Regions from separate parts of the Homo sapiens genome. Here region 1 is linked to region 2. A link is an interaction called in ENCODE POLR2A ChIA-PET data of the cell type or tissue named here. Cell type or tissue: CD4-positive, alpha-beta T cell. All regions are shown on one strand. Each heading gives the region's core, and the rest is flanking DNA. Links, peaks and the distances in the headings are about the cores only. Region 1 overlaps IL10 (interleukin 10). Region 2 holds the start of C4BPB (complement component 4 binding protein beta).

Evidence for each region. ChIA-PET counts read pairs that join two places held together with the same protein. Peaks named below come from ENCODE experiments on the same cell type or tissue, not always from the same donor. Only the 100,000 strongest peaks of a DNase experiment are listed, where the experiment ranks them.
Region 1: POLR2A ChIA-PET joins it to region 2 with 6 read pairs; 1 of 35 experiments calls an interaction of 5 or more read pairs at or near these places.

Annotation. Positions count from the first base shown.
Region 1 is chr1:206,765,067-206,767,979 of GRCh38, reverse strand. It overlaps IL10 (interleukin 10), which reads left to right. Exons shown (of 5, transcript NM_000572.3): 5 at 1-378. Among named protein-coding and RNA genes, the nearest start is that of IL19, 4.2 kb to the left of the region's middle. In CD4-positive, alpha-beta T cell, for the core only: no CTCF peak of the experiment used is centred there; DNase peaks (open chromatin) are centred at 1,389 and 2,059.
Region 2 is chr1:207,087,889-207,090,801 of GRCh38, reverse strand. C4BPB (complement component 4 binding protein beta) reads right to left here and starts at 1,942. Exons shown (of 7, transcript NM_001017365.3): 1 at 1,856-1,942; 2 at 1,213-1,320; 3 at 321-494. The coding sequence starts at 1,270. In CD4-positive, alpha-beta T cell, for the core only: no CTCF peak of the experiment used is centred there; a DNase peak (open chromatin) is centred at 1,261; H3K4me3 peaks cover 673 bases.

The DNA of each region.
Region 1 (2,913 bases), core at 328-2,827, 320 kb after region 2:
GGCGGGTGGATCACTTGAGGTCAGGAGTTCCTAACCAGCCTGGTCAACATGGTGAAACCCCGTCTCTACTAAAAATACAAAAATTAGCCGGGCATGGTGGCGCGCACCTGTAATCCCAGCTACTTGGGAGGCTGAGGCAAGAGAATTGCTTGAACCCAGGAGATGGAAGTTGCAGTGAGCTGATATCATGCCCCTGTACTCCAGCCTGGGTGACAGAGCAAGACTCTGTCTCAAAAAATAAAAATAAAAATAAATTTGGTTCTAATAGAACTCAGTTTTAACTAGAATTTATTCAATTCCTCTGGGAATGTTACATTGTTTGTCTGTCTTCATAGCAGATTTTAATTTTGAATAAATAAATGTATCTTATTCACATCATGTTCTGGTGTCAGTTGACTCTTGTCTGACTAAAATTGTTCTCTCAAAGCTCCCAAGACAAAAGAGAGTGGGTGAATGAATTCTGCATTTCAGAGAAAGGAAGCCAGCTACCCCCTACCCCCAGGAGAGAGGGAAGGCTCCAAACCTGATCAGAGAAAAAGCTATTCTCACTGCAAAAGCCAGTAGCAAAGACATCATGGTCTTCCCACAACTCAATCCTTTAAAGATTTGCTCCTAAATCCTTAAAGATCATGCTGATTTTCAAGGCTAACGGGGAGATTCTGTAGGTACCAAAATTAGAAAGGTAAACAGGGGAAGGTTTTTTGGAGGTTGTTTTTGTTTTTGTTGTTGCTTTTCGAGACGGAGTCTCGCCCTGTCTCCAGGCTGGAGTGCAATGGCATGATCTCAGCTCACTGCAACCTCCGCCTCCCAGGTTCAAGTGATTCTCCTGCCTCAGCCTCCCAAGTAGCTGGGACTACAGGCATGTGCCACCACGCCCGGCTAATTTTTTGCATTTTTAGTACAGATGGGGTTTCACCATGTTGGCCAGGCTGGTTAGGAACTCCTGGCCTCAAGTGATCCGCCTGCCTCAGTCTCCCAAATTGCTGGGATTACAGGCGTGAGCCACCACACCCGGCCAGGGGAAGTTTTTAGGGTGAATACAAATTGCCTGGGTTATCCTGAGGATTAAGATAATGAGCTAACAGGGCTTCTGGCACTAGGAGATGTTCGCAGTGCGTATAGTTGGTTGTTATTGGTTATCACAACCAAAAACTCCCGCCAAATCCTCTTTGAGCTGAGATCAGAGGCAACAGGGCTGGACCCAACAGAGTTGAAAATAAGCAAATTAGCCCACTTGAGAGGATAGCCAAGGACATAAGCTGCTGCTCTTTCTGTCCCCTCTCTGAGCCACCAGACAAATGTGAGATTGGCTTCTGACTGCGGTCTGCTGGGAGGGGCACGGTGGCTGGGGAAGCCCTACTCAAAGCCCCGTGACTTAGAGGAGAGAGGAGGAAAAAAATGAGCTGAGTAAACACTAGTCCCCCTCACGCTCTGCCTGGGCAGCCCTGGTCTGGGGAAGGCTGGGAGCGGACAGGCTGTGGTCAGTTTTTCAGTAAGACCTGACTCACTTCGGTTAAAGTAACCATAGGAAGGAAGTGGGAAACATCAAAGCGAAAATTCTGAGATGAAAGGGTAGGAGTAAGAATGGAGGTTAGCAGAAGATAAGGAGAGGGGGCCTGAAGCTCTCTACTCTGAGGCTGTCCATCCTGAACTGAAGAAGACATCCTGAGTCTGTGAAAGGAAAATCTTGGGGCCTCAAAATCACCAAGCTAAAGGGAAAAGTCAAGCTGGGAACTACTCAGGGCAAACCTGCCTCCCATTCTATTCAAAGTCATCCCTCTGTTCACTGAGATAGATGCATATCTGATAGCCTCCTTTGGAAAAGAATCAGAAACTCAAAAGAATGCAACCATTTGTCTCTTACCTACCTGTGACCTGGAAGCCCCTTCCCTGCTTTGAGTTGTCCCCATCTTTCTGGATGGAACCAATGTACTTCTTACATATATTGATTGATGTCTCATGTCTCCCTAAAATGTATAAAACCAAACTGTGCCCCAACCACCTTGGGCACATGTCATCAGAACTTCCTGAGGCTGTGTGACAAAGCTGTGTCACGGGCACATGTCCTCAACCTTGGCAAAATAAACTTTCTAAATTAACTGAGACCTGTCTTAAATTTTCAGGGTTCACAAGTCCCCTGGCCTGGAAGGCTTAGGCCATTAGCCTTCCAGGCAATGCATACTGACTTTAGTTTGAGCCTGGCATTTCATCTGAGCGAAGTGGGCATCTGAAACAAACAGAAACTCACCTGAAAAAAAGCTGTACAGCTGAAAAGATGTTAATGATAGCTACAATTTATTAAGCAACTACAGTTTATTAAGCTAGTCACTTATTTTAAGCCATTTGGTATGTATTATGTAGCAATAAGATGGCATTATTGCTGTTTTCTCCAAGAGGAAGCTGATAGTCATTTTTTTCTGTTACATTTGCTTTATTGGGATTTAATAATCTAACATTCTGTAGATCATATTTGACAGTCAGGGTTTCTAAACAACCATATTAACCCAGCTTTTTAAATCATGAGTTGATCACAGGTTAACCTGGGAGAAAACATAGGCTCTGCACTTCCAATTTATCATCTGTTTGTGTGTATAATTGTTCCAGTATACCTGATATTTATGTTAATGGCAATATGAACATTGACTAAAGTCATTTGCTGGCTACTTTGCTAAGTACTTGATATATATTAGCTCATTAATTATCAGGTAAAACTATTAGGCACTATTAATATCTCCATTTTTTCATGTAGTGAAAATGAGACCCAGAGAAGCTATATAATTTACCTTTGGTCATCCAGCTATTAAAAGACAGTCCGTGGTCTTAATGATTATCCTACACTCCTAAAGTCATTTTCACAGGTAAATTACTGCATCATTCTTCTTTCCTAATATAATTCTGTTTGTATCATGAAAA
Region 2 (2,913 bases), core at 99-2,598:
TCCATAACATAAACATTTTTAAAGCAATATAAGGTTAAACAAATTATAGCAAAAAAAAATTAGTTCTAATATCTGGAAGAAATTATTTCTTTCCCATAGAGGGAATTGATTCTGTTAATTCAACTGAATTAATACTGATCAAGATCTGATCATAGAGCTTCCAAGAGAAGCTCCTCCACTGGAGTGCTTTAAAAGAGGTCTCCTAGAAATTGAGAATTTTTGTTTTCTTATAAAGTTTTACCACAGCCTATAGGAAGTAGGATGTGAAGGAGTAAAACAGGATATCAATATGGGCAAAGATACAGAAAGATCTAACTTACAGCGGCACTCAGTAGTGGTGTTATCCCACTCCTTAGAGGCATTGCAAAAAAGGGTCTTCTTTCCTACCAGGTGGTAGCCCTTGATACAAACGTAAGTCCCCAGAATCTGTCCTTCCACCTCCTTTGCGACAAATATGCTATTGTCCACTGGAGGAAGCTCTGGACAGTGCTCTGCTGGAAGAAAAAAGAAAACAGATTCACTTGGCATATCATGTGCTGTCAGAGAACCCTTATTAGATTTCCCCATTCTCATGTCTTTTTGCTGGATTATTGATCCTGATTCCTGTGCTCTTCCCAAGTACTCTGTATTCTACTCCCAAGTAGCCGGGACTACAGGCACCCGCCACCACGCCCAGCTAATTTTTTGTATTTTCAGCAGAGACGGGGTTTCACTGTCTTAGCCAGGATGGTCTCGATCTCTTGACCTCGTGATCCGCCCACCTCGGCCTCTCAAAGTGCCGGGATTACAGGCTTGAGCCGCTGCGCCCGGCCGGAATTCCGAAGTTTTATTTTCAAAAGTATAACAGGAATTTTACTCAAATTCAACCACAAGTTGTCCACTTCTAAACAAATAGTCCCCTACACAAATAGCGATCCTGGAGTTTATAACAAGTAAGACCTCCCAGGATTTTGAAATTGGTACTCTTTTTGCTCCCAGAACAGAAAGGGAAAGTAAAAAAACAGTAACCACCCACTTCAGAGATCAGGGTTATCATTAAATGTACACTAAGCTCCTATTGAGTGCAGAGCATTAGGCCAATTTGAGATTTTTCAATAGAAGAATAAAGATATTATAAATGTAAACTTCCTTAAAGCCCTAGACAGAGTTCCTCAAAACACCGCAAAAGGACACCAAATGCCTGTAAGCTGAGTTGAAGGAAAGCATACGTACCATCTGAAGCAGAAACTCGCCACGCAACCATAAGACAGCACGCACACCAAAAAAACATCTGGTGATCAAAGTCCTCTCCCCAGGCTGGAATTCACCCAGCTCAGACACCTGGTTTGAAAAAAAATAGATCTTCTAACACTGCTTAAGACCAACCTAACCACCTCCTCTCTAGAGAAGAGGTTATATTGATTTACCCTCCCTGGAGAAAATGAAAAGAAAAAATCTTACGACAGGAAATCAGAACAGCTGTAAGGAAGCTGGTATAGGGAGGAACTGCAAAAATACAAAGGGATGGTAAAAGAGTTGCCAGGTTTAAAACTCAGTTTCAGAAATTTCCTGGTTTCTGGGAATGCAAATCCAGTTGACCAGTCTTTTTGAAACGCAGGCTTATCCTTCCCCAACAAACATGGGCCAAATGGTCTTGCCATGACCTTGACTTCTGTCAATAGTTGCCAATGTTTACAGTCCAACTTCTGTAACTCTGGCCAGCACTGGGGAAAGAGAACGGGCTGTCAATCCCTGGTTCTTGCCCAGGTAGAACACAATTTTGAATGCTACCTCATCCTCCTTTCCTGAATACCAGATATCCTAAGGCTGTAAGCAGCACTGAAGACGAAAGCTCAAGGAAGTAAACTAACCTTACCTGTCTCTGTCCCTCCAGAGTTAGGGCTTCCCAGCAAGGAACTGGTCTTAACTGACTCCAAAGCTGAGAGCTCCAAAGTCCTGCAGTGACACATTGTTCTCGCTTGCCAGGCCTGTACCCAGGCTTCCTACTTTGTGGCTCTTCCAGGGACAGGATTTGGCCTGAGTCCAGAGTTAACCAAATGAGTAAAGAGAGAGGTGAGGAGAATGCTTTGGTCTCAGGAATTAAGGCATGTAAAATTGTTTTGAGGGATCCCATATCATCTTGCTTGTGACTACTATAACCCTTGGTTGGTTCTCTGTGCTGTAATTATGAAACTGGGGAAAAATTCCTACAAAATTTCAGGTTTTAATAGAATAATAAAGCATTAAGGACACAGTAAGGTTGCAAATGTTCTTCTCTTCTCCATCCATTACTACTGTTTGTGATGATTAATCTATGTCTTTCTCCTGAAAGGAATCAGGATATGCCACCCCCAAATATTTGGCGTTAAGATTCTTTTAAGCTGAAGATATTTGAGATTCAGTGATATGGAAAGGAACAGAGATTTTGGGGGCTTTCCTTATCTGACTAAAGGCAGCAACCTTGGAGATAAGGTTGCCATAAATTCCTTTTCAGGGTAGGTCTATCCTGGAGGGGAGAGCATGAGTAAAACATATTTCAAATTCCTTCTCCAGAGAAATTTCATGGCCTTGAAGGAGACAGAAAGAACACTCGTACTTATATACACAAACATTATCACAAAACTTTCTAATTTCCTACTTTTCCCCTGAAAACCCACTTGCCTTTCCAAAAAATAATCTGTTTTCTTTTTTGTTTGAGATGGTGTCTTGGCATGATCTTGGCTCACTGCAACCTCCACCTGCCAGGTTCAGGCCATTCTTGTGCCTCAGTCTCCCGAGTAGCTGAGATTACAGGCATGCGCTACCACGCCTGGCTAATTTTTGTATTTTTAGTAGAGATGGGGTTTCACCATGTTGGCCAAACTGGTCTTGAACTCCTGACCTCAAATGATCCACCCGCCTTGGCCTCCCAAAGTGCTGGGATTATAGGCATGA